Regions from separate parts of the Homo sapiens genome. Here region 1 is linked to region 2. Evidence: read pairs that join two places in POLR2A ChIA-PET (ENCODE). Cell type or tissue: MCF 10A. All regions are shown on one strand. Each heading gives the region's core, and the rest is flanking DNA. Links, peaks and the distances in the headings are about the cores only. Region 1 has its middle 5.6 kb from the start of RNF44. Region 2 has its middle 4.2 kb from the start of GPRIN1.

The links. ChIA-PET counts read pairs that join two places held together with the same protein. Peaks named below come from ENCODE experiments on the same cell type or tissue, not always from the same donor. Only the 100,000 strongest peaks of a DNase experiment are listed, where the experiment ranks them.
Region 1: POLR2A ChIA-PET joins it to region 2 with 6 read pairs; 8 of 35 experiments call an interaction of 5 or more read pairs at or near these places.

The regions. Positions count from the first base shown.
Region 1 is chr5:176,541,592-176,544,488 of GRCh38, forward strand. It overlaps a transcript of RNF44 not described here and a transcript of CDHR2 not described here. Among named protein-coding and RNA genes, the nearest start is that of RNF44, 5.6 kb to the left of the region's middle. RefSeq lists an enhancer at 393-999 and silencers at 1,390-1,979, 2,440-2,489. In MCF 10A, for the core only: a CTCF peak has its summit at 1,576 (motif pointing left); a DNase peak (open chromatin) is centred at 1,960.
Region 2 is chr5:176,612,911-176,615,738 of GRCh38, forward strand. No RefSeq gene overlaps it. Among named protein-coding and RNA genes, the nearest start is that of GPRIN1, 4.2 kb to the left of the region's middle. In MCF 10A, for the core only: no CTCF peak of the experiment used is centred there; DNase peaks (open chromatin) are centred at 1,141 and 2,371.

The sequences.
Region 1 (2,897 bases), core at 398-2,897, 71 kb before region 2:
AGGCCTCCTCTGCAGTGGGGAAGGGCTTGGGCAAGCAGAGGCAGGAAGAGGAGGGCGTGGCCATGTTTCCTGCTGGGGCCCTGCCCGACTAGGGTTCTCACCTACCCCAGAGCCTGGACAACTGGCTGCCTCTCTCCCTCGGAGTCAGAAAGTACCCCATTTCTTTCTTCCAAGGCCCCTCAAACCTCCCTCCAAAGAGGCAGGGCCCAGTCACCTTCCCAGGATGGAGCTGGCGGGACACAGAGGCTGGGGTACCAGCCAGGGACACAGCACAGCCTGGCAGAGCCAGCTCAGGGTTCACACCTCCCAGACACCAGAGCATCAGAGCAGGGCCCAGAGCCTCACACACCAGGGAGGGAGTAGACAAAGCCCTGCTAAGTCCTTTCCACTCAGGGCTGGCCTCAACAGCCCTGAGCCCCGAGTTCTGGCTCCCTTAAGTGGCTGTGCGTGCAGATGGCGGTGAGGGCAGGGCGTCTGGAGAGGTGCTCCCCGTCTGGGGCTCTGGCCCTCAGCACTCGGGCTCCAGTTTTGAGACCTTGGGTGAGTTCTATGGCTCCTCTCCTTCTCAATCTCTCGTCTGTAAAATCGGGTGATCGATAATAACTAGGCCACTGGGGCGAAAGGACTACACTGAGGGGTGAGACAGAGCCCCTGAGGCCAGCCTGCCCTGCCTCTGGTTAGCCTGTGACCTTGGGGAAGTCAGTAAGGTCTGTGAGGCTGTTTGTCCAGGTGTGAAGCTGGGTGAAAGCATCCTTCTCGGTGGGTCAACAGTGGTTCTGTGTGTGTGTGCCGGCCAACTTTTCGGGTCTGGGTCCGCATTTGGAGGTGTGCGCTGTGTGGGTGTGGCGTGGGGGCGTTCCCCTTTCTGACTCCTCCTCCCCAACCCGCAGTTCTCACTGCTGGAACCCCCAGGTTCTGCAAAGGGGGCAGGAACCGTCACATTGTTCAGTGATGAAAACCGAGGGCTGCAGGAGTGCGGACCCTGGAAGATCGAGGAAGACAAGTCTACCCGAATCCCCCACTGTCCCTCCATCTTACTCGTCCTCCTTCCCTCACTTCCCAGCCCCCGGCACCAGCTCGACTCGAGCTTAGTGGCTTTCAGGCAACGGAAGCTGTGTGACCTTGGGCAAGACACGGACTCTCTCCGGACCCCGCAGCGTTCCGACATCCAGAATGCAGTAAGGACGGCGCTGAAGTGCAGCGGTCTGTTCCCCGGACCTGCAGCCGCTCCAGGGCAGGGCTTAGGCCGCTCTGGCTCCCCGGCGGCCGGCACAGGGGGCGTCGGGGAAATGTTTAGGACGGACATGGCGAGGCCAAAGAACTGCAGCGCGTCTCCGGCTCGCGGTGCCGGACGCCTGGGTCCCAGCCGCAGCTGGGACTCGCCGGGGGTGGCGGTCGGGACGTGCGCGGGGCGCAGGGCACGCGGGGGCTCGGAGTTCCCCGGGGCTCCCCGAGTTGGGGCGTTTGGACCTAGCGGACGGGGAGAAGAGCGGCGCAGCTCCCGCTGCCGGGCCCGGGACTGCGAGCTCCCGCCGTGCGGGCGCCGGCAGAGGCCTGGCGGGAAGACCCCGCGTGCGTTCCTCCGCCGGCCCGCGGCCGCCCCCTACCGCCGCGTGCTCGCCGGCCCTGCGCCCGGGGCGCTCGGCGCAGGGTCCGGGCCCGGCGTTACCTGGGGCCGCGGCGGGGCTCCACCCCCACCCGGCGGCCGGCGCGTCGCTCCCGCTGCAGCCCAGGCTCGCGGTGCGGCTGCGGCCCGCGCGCCGCCTGCCGCGGCCCCTCTCCGGCCCGGTGCAGGGGAACCGTCCGCGGACCTCACCACCCGGGCGCGCGGGGCCCACACCGGCTGCGCAGCTTCCAGGACCCCCGCCCCGGCCCCGCGCGAATGGAGCTGCCTGGACCGCACCACGCGTGCGGGGCGGAGCCTCTTTCGGCCGCGCCCGCCCAGCGTCAGTCGGCCAGGGGTGCGTAAGGGCGCGGCGCCTGGGGCCTGGCAGCCTCCGTGACCTTGGAGGAGTGACTTCGTTTTCTCGCCTGTGAAAAGGGAAACAATACGACCCCATGGTCGTTCAGAGAATCTTCGCTTCCCGGAGAGTGTGTCCCCTCCCCCAGCCCCGGTGGGCGCGGAGGTAGCTAATAGCTGTCTGGGGTCAGCAGATCTTGGTTCCCCGCTTTGGGCCATTCTCTGACCCTCACTTTTCAAGTCTGCGGAATGGAATTGATGATACCTTCTTCAGGAGGAGGATGGGAGACTCCAGTGACAACAAAACGAGGCGGCCGGCCGAGACATCGGGAGGGATTACGTTCCCCGCAACCCCTGTGTCCCCATCGCTAGAGCCAACCTGGACCAGGGCATGGCCGGCACCAGCTCAGGCCGCGGGTCCCGGCGCCGGAGGGTAGCCCCACCGTCCCCGCCTCCTGGGCGCATTAGGCCAGCGAAGGCTGCACCCCGCCGCGGGCCGCGCTCTGGCTGGCATGCAGGTGGTGGTAGTCCCTGCAGACCGCGCCTCCCACAAGCTGCACAACCAGGTCGTCTGCTTAGCCCAGGTTTAGCTCCTCTGCGGAGGGCTGATGAGACGGTGGAGCGGCTGCCTCCGGGTCTACTTAGTTTTTAAAGCTGCCGTTTGTTGACAGAACAGCCACCTAAAGGAGAGCTTTAGAGGGAATGAGTGCCCTGGAAGGAGGCTCTGGGGTGGGGAGAAGTTGGTCTCATGGGTCCCCAATTTCTTTCTTTCTTTCTTTTCCTTCCTTCCTTTCTTTTTTCTTTTCTTTTCTTTCTTTCTTTCCTTTTTTTCTTCCTTTTTTTCTTTCTTCTATTTCCTTTCTTCTTTTCCTTTATTTTCTTTCTTTCTTTCTCTCTTTCCTTTTTTTGACGGAGTCTTACTTTGTCGCCCAGGCTG
Region 2 (2,828 bases), core at 14-2,513:
GAGTGAAGCTTAATCCTGCAGGGAACTCTTGGAAAATGGGGTAAATACACATTTTGGAATTCTCCTGGCTGAGGGCAAGGGAGGTGGGGTATTTATATCCCAACACCAGCAGATGTTGGTTAAGGGCCATCCCTGGAATGTGTTGCATGGGCTGTATGTTAATTCCCAGGCATTCCTGGCCCACAATGAATGTGGGCAAAGTGGGTCCCAGCAGCCTGAGAGCATCTCTCTGACAAAGATGCAGGTACTGCTGGGAGTCCTGCCGGTAGGCACAAAAATGATAAGGGCACCCAAAGGGATGTGGTCAGAGTTCTGGCAGTGCCTGCTATGTGGACACTGGAGCCTCTTTAAAATCTGGGTCCTCTGCCATGCTCTGCAACCACTCTTGTTCCATAGGGACTTGTTGATAAAAACATTTTTAAAATGAAAATTTCCAGACAACAAAACAAAGCACTTGCTAACGCAGAGGAGGAGCTCAAAACAGGTACGGAGGCAGTTGATGTGGGTTCAGTCCTGGCTTTGCCAGTTACTAGCTGTATGGCCTTGGTTGAGGTCTCTCTTAGCCTCGATATCATCCTATACAATGCTTAGCTCTCAGAGCTCTAAGGAAGATGTAGGGAGGAAAAATACACCAAGTGCTTTTGCTGTGGACAGCAGTGTTATGGCAAGCCCAGCACCGCACACCCTTTTCTGACCACGGCACCTCCATCTTCCTTGGGAGACCACCTCCCCACCCCAGCCCATGTGGTGGGATGGGATGGATCCCAGTGCCAGCTCTAGGGTGGGCAGTGACCCAGGTCACTGATTTGTTCTGGGGGGAGGGGGAGTCAGGGATGGAGCACGGAACCAAAGCCACCTGCTTCTCATACTCTCCTGGAATTTTGGGCCTTGCTGAATCGGTGTTGCATACACCTGGAATTGCTGGGGGTCATCTTTGTCCCCGTGTGGAGAGAATCCATCTGGTCCCAGGTTGTGACTCATCCTAGGGTTCAGGCTCACCCTGTGACAAATGACATGGTCACCCACACCCGTGTGAGTGTGTGTATGTATCTCGGGTTGCTCTGCCACTGGGGAGCCATACACACTCGTACGCACCAGAAGATAAACAAGTGCCTGCAGCTCCTTGGCTGGCGCCCAGGCCGGGGGTGGAATAAACAATCCCAGTGACTTTCTGAAAAGCAAGCGTGTGTGGCAACAGGCACCATGGAGACAAGCAGACTGTACCAGAGCAGAGACAGCAGCCACCCCCCAAAGCCACCCCTGCGCGCGCGCACACACACACACACACACACACACACACAAAATATGTATCTTGCCCTCTTTCCCCTCTCGTTCACATTCATATCATGTTCATATCTCCTCCATAAAGCACAATCCCCTTCTCACACCCAGGCAGCTACTCCCATTCTAGCTTTGTTTGAGGCTAAAACTTTTGAGGTCTGAGACTCCCAAGACAACAGCATCCACAGTTCCTGAACTCGTTGCCTGGATACTGGCCCTGGTCTAGGCCATATTTCAGCAAATTGAAGCCACTAGAGAAGGTGTGTGCTCTGTGTGTGGGGGGGGGAGGGGGGAGGGCAGGCAGTGCCATATAAACCCAACTTTCTGTAAAGTTCTTGTGTTTGCTTCAGGGATGCACACACCACATACAAACACACACTCCTTCAAGAAATACTTACCTGTAGTTGTAGTTGGCTATGAAGATTGAAGAATTTTTTATATTTTTTTATTTAAAAATAAAAATAAAAAATACTTACCCAGACCCCACACACCTGCACCCTCTGAATACTCGGATCCACACCCATCCTCCTGTGTGCCGTGTATAACCCAGCACCCCCCAGATGATGATAACGATGGTAGTATACCACTTACTGTACATTAGTGTTTTACAGTCATCACCTCATTCTATTTAATCCTAAAGAAAACCATCTGAGACAATACAATTATTCCCATTTCATAGGTGAGGAAACTAAAAAGTTCAGAGACATTAAGTAACTTGCCAGGGTTGCACAACTAGAAAGTAATAAAGTTGGGAGTCAAACTCTAGCCCTACTCAGACACCCACACAACGCCCTCATACATGTGCACATGCTACATACATACACATATGCACACACATGAGGAAACTCTACCTCCTCAGTCAGCCCAGATAACTGATGCACATCGGGTCACCTTTCCCACCCTGATCTCCTCACATGCACTATCCCCGGGCCCTCACAGTGCTGCACTGATGGTCATGAGAGCCCCAGCCTGGGCACACAGGCACACAGCCTGCTGCTCACACAGGCCCCCTCCCCCCTCGCTGCACCCCCCTCACCCCCAGCAGCTGCGGCCCGGCCTGGATGAGGGAGGCCCCAGGATTCGGATGGGTGACTCAGGCTGAATCATGGCCCAGCTGCTCCTTGGCAGCCCTCTCTCCCATTCTGCCCGAGAGCCTTTTTTTTTTTCCTTTTTCTTTTTTGAGACAGGGTCTTGCTTTGCCTAGGATGGAGTGCAGTGTCATGATCACAGCTCACTGCAGCCTCCAATACCTGAGCCCAAGCAATCCTCCCACCTCAGTTTCCCAAGTAGCTGGGACTACAGGTGTGAGCAACTGCACACAGCTAATTTTTAGTATTTTTTGTAGACAGGGTCTTGCTATGTTGCCCAGGCTGATTTTGAACTCCTGGGCTCAAGTTATCCCAGAGAGCCTATTTGGAAAGCAAAGTTGGATCTTAGGGCAGGGGACAATGAGTTGGTGGTAGACAATAAGGGATGGAGCACTTGAGAGGGAGAAATTGGGCACAAGAAGACCTCTGTGCCCTCCTCCACTCCCTGATATCCTGCAG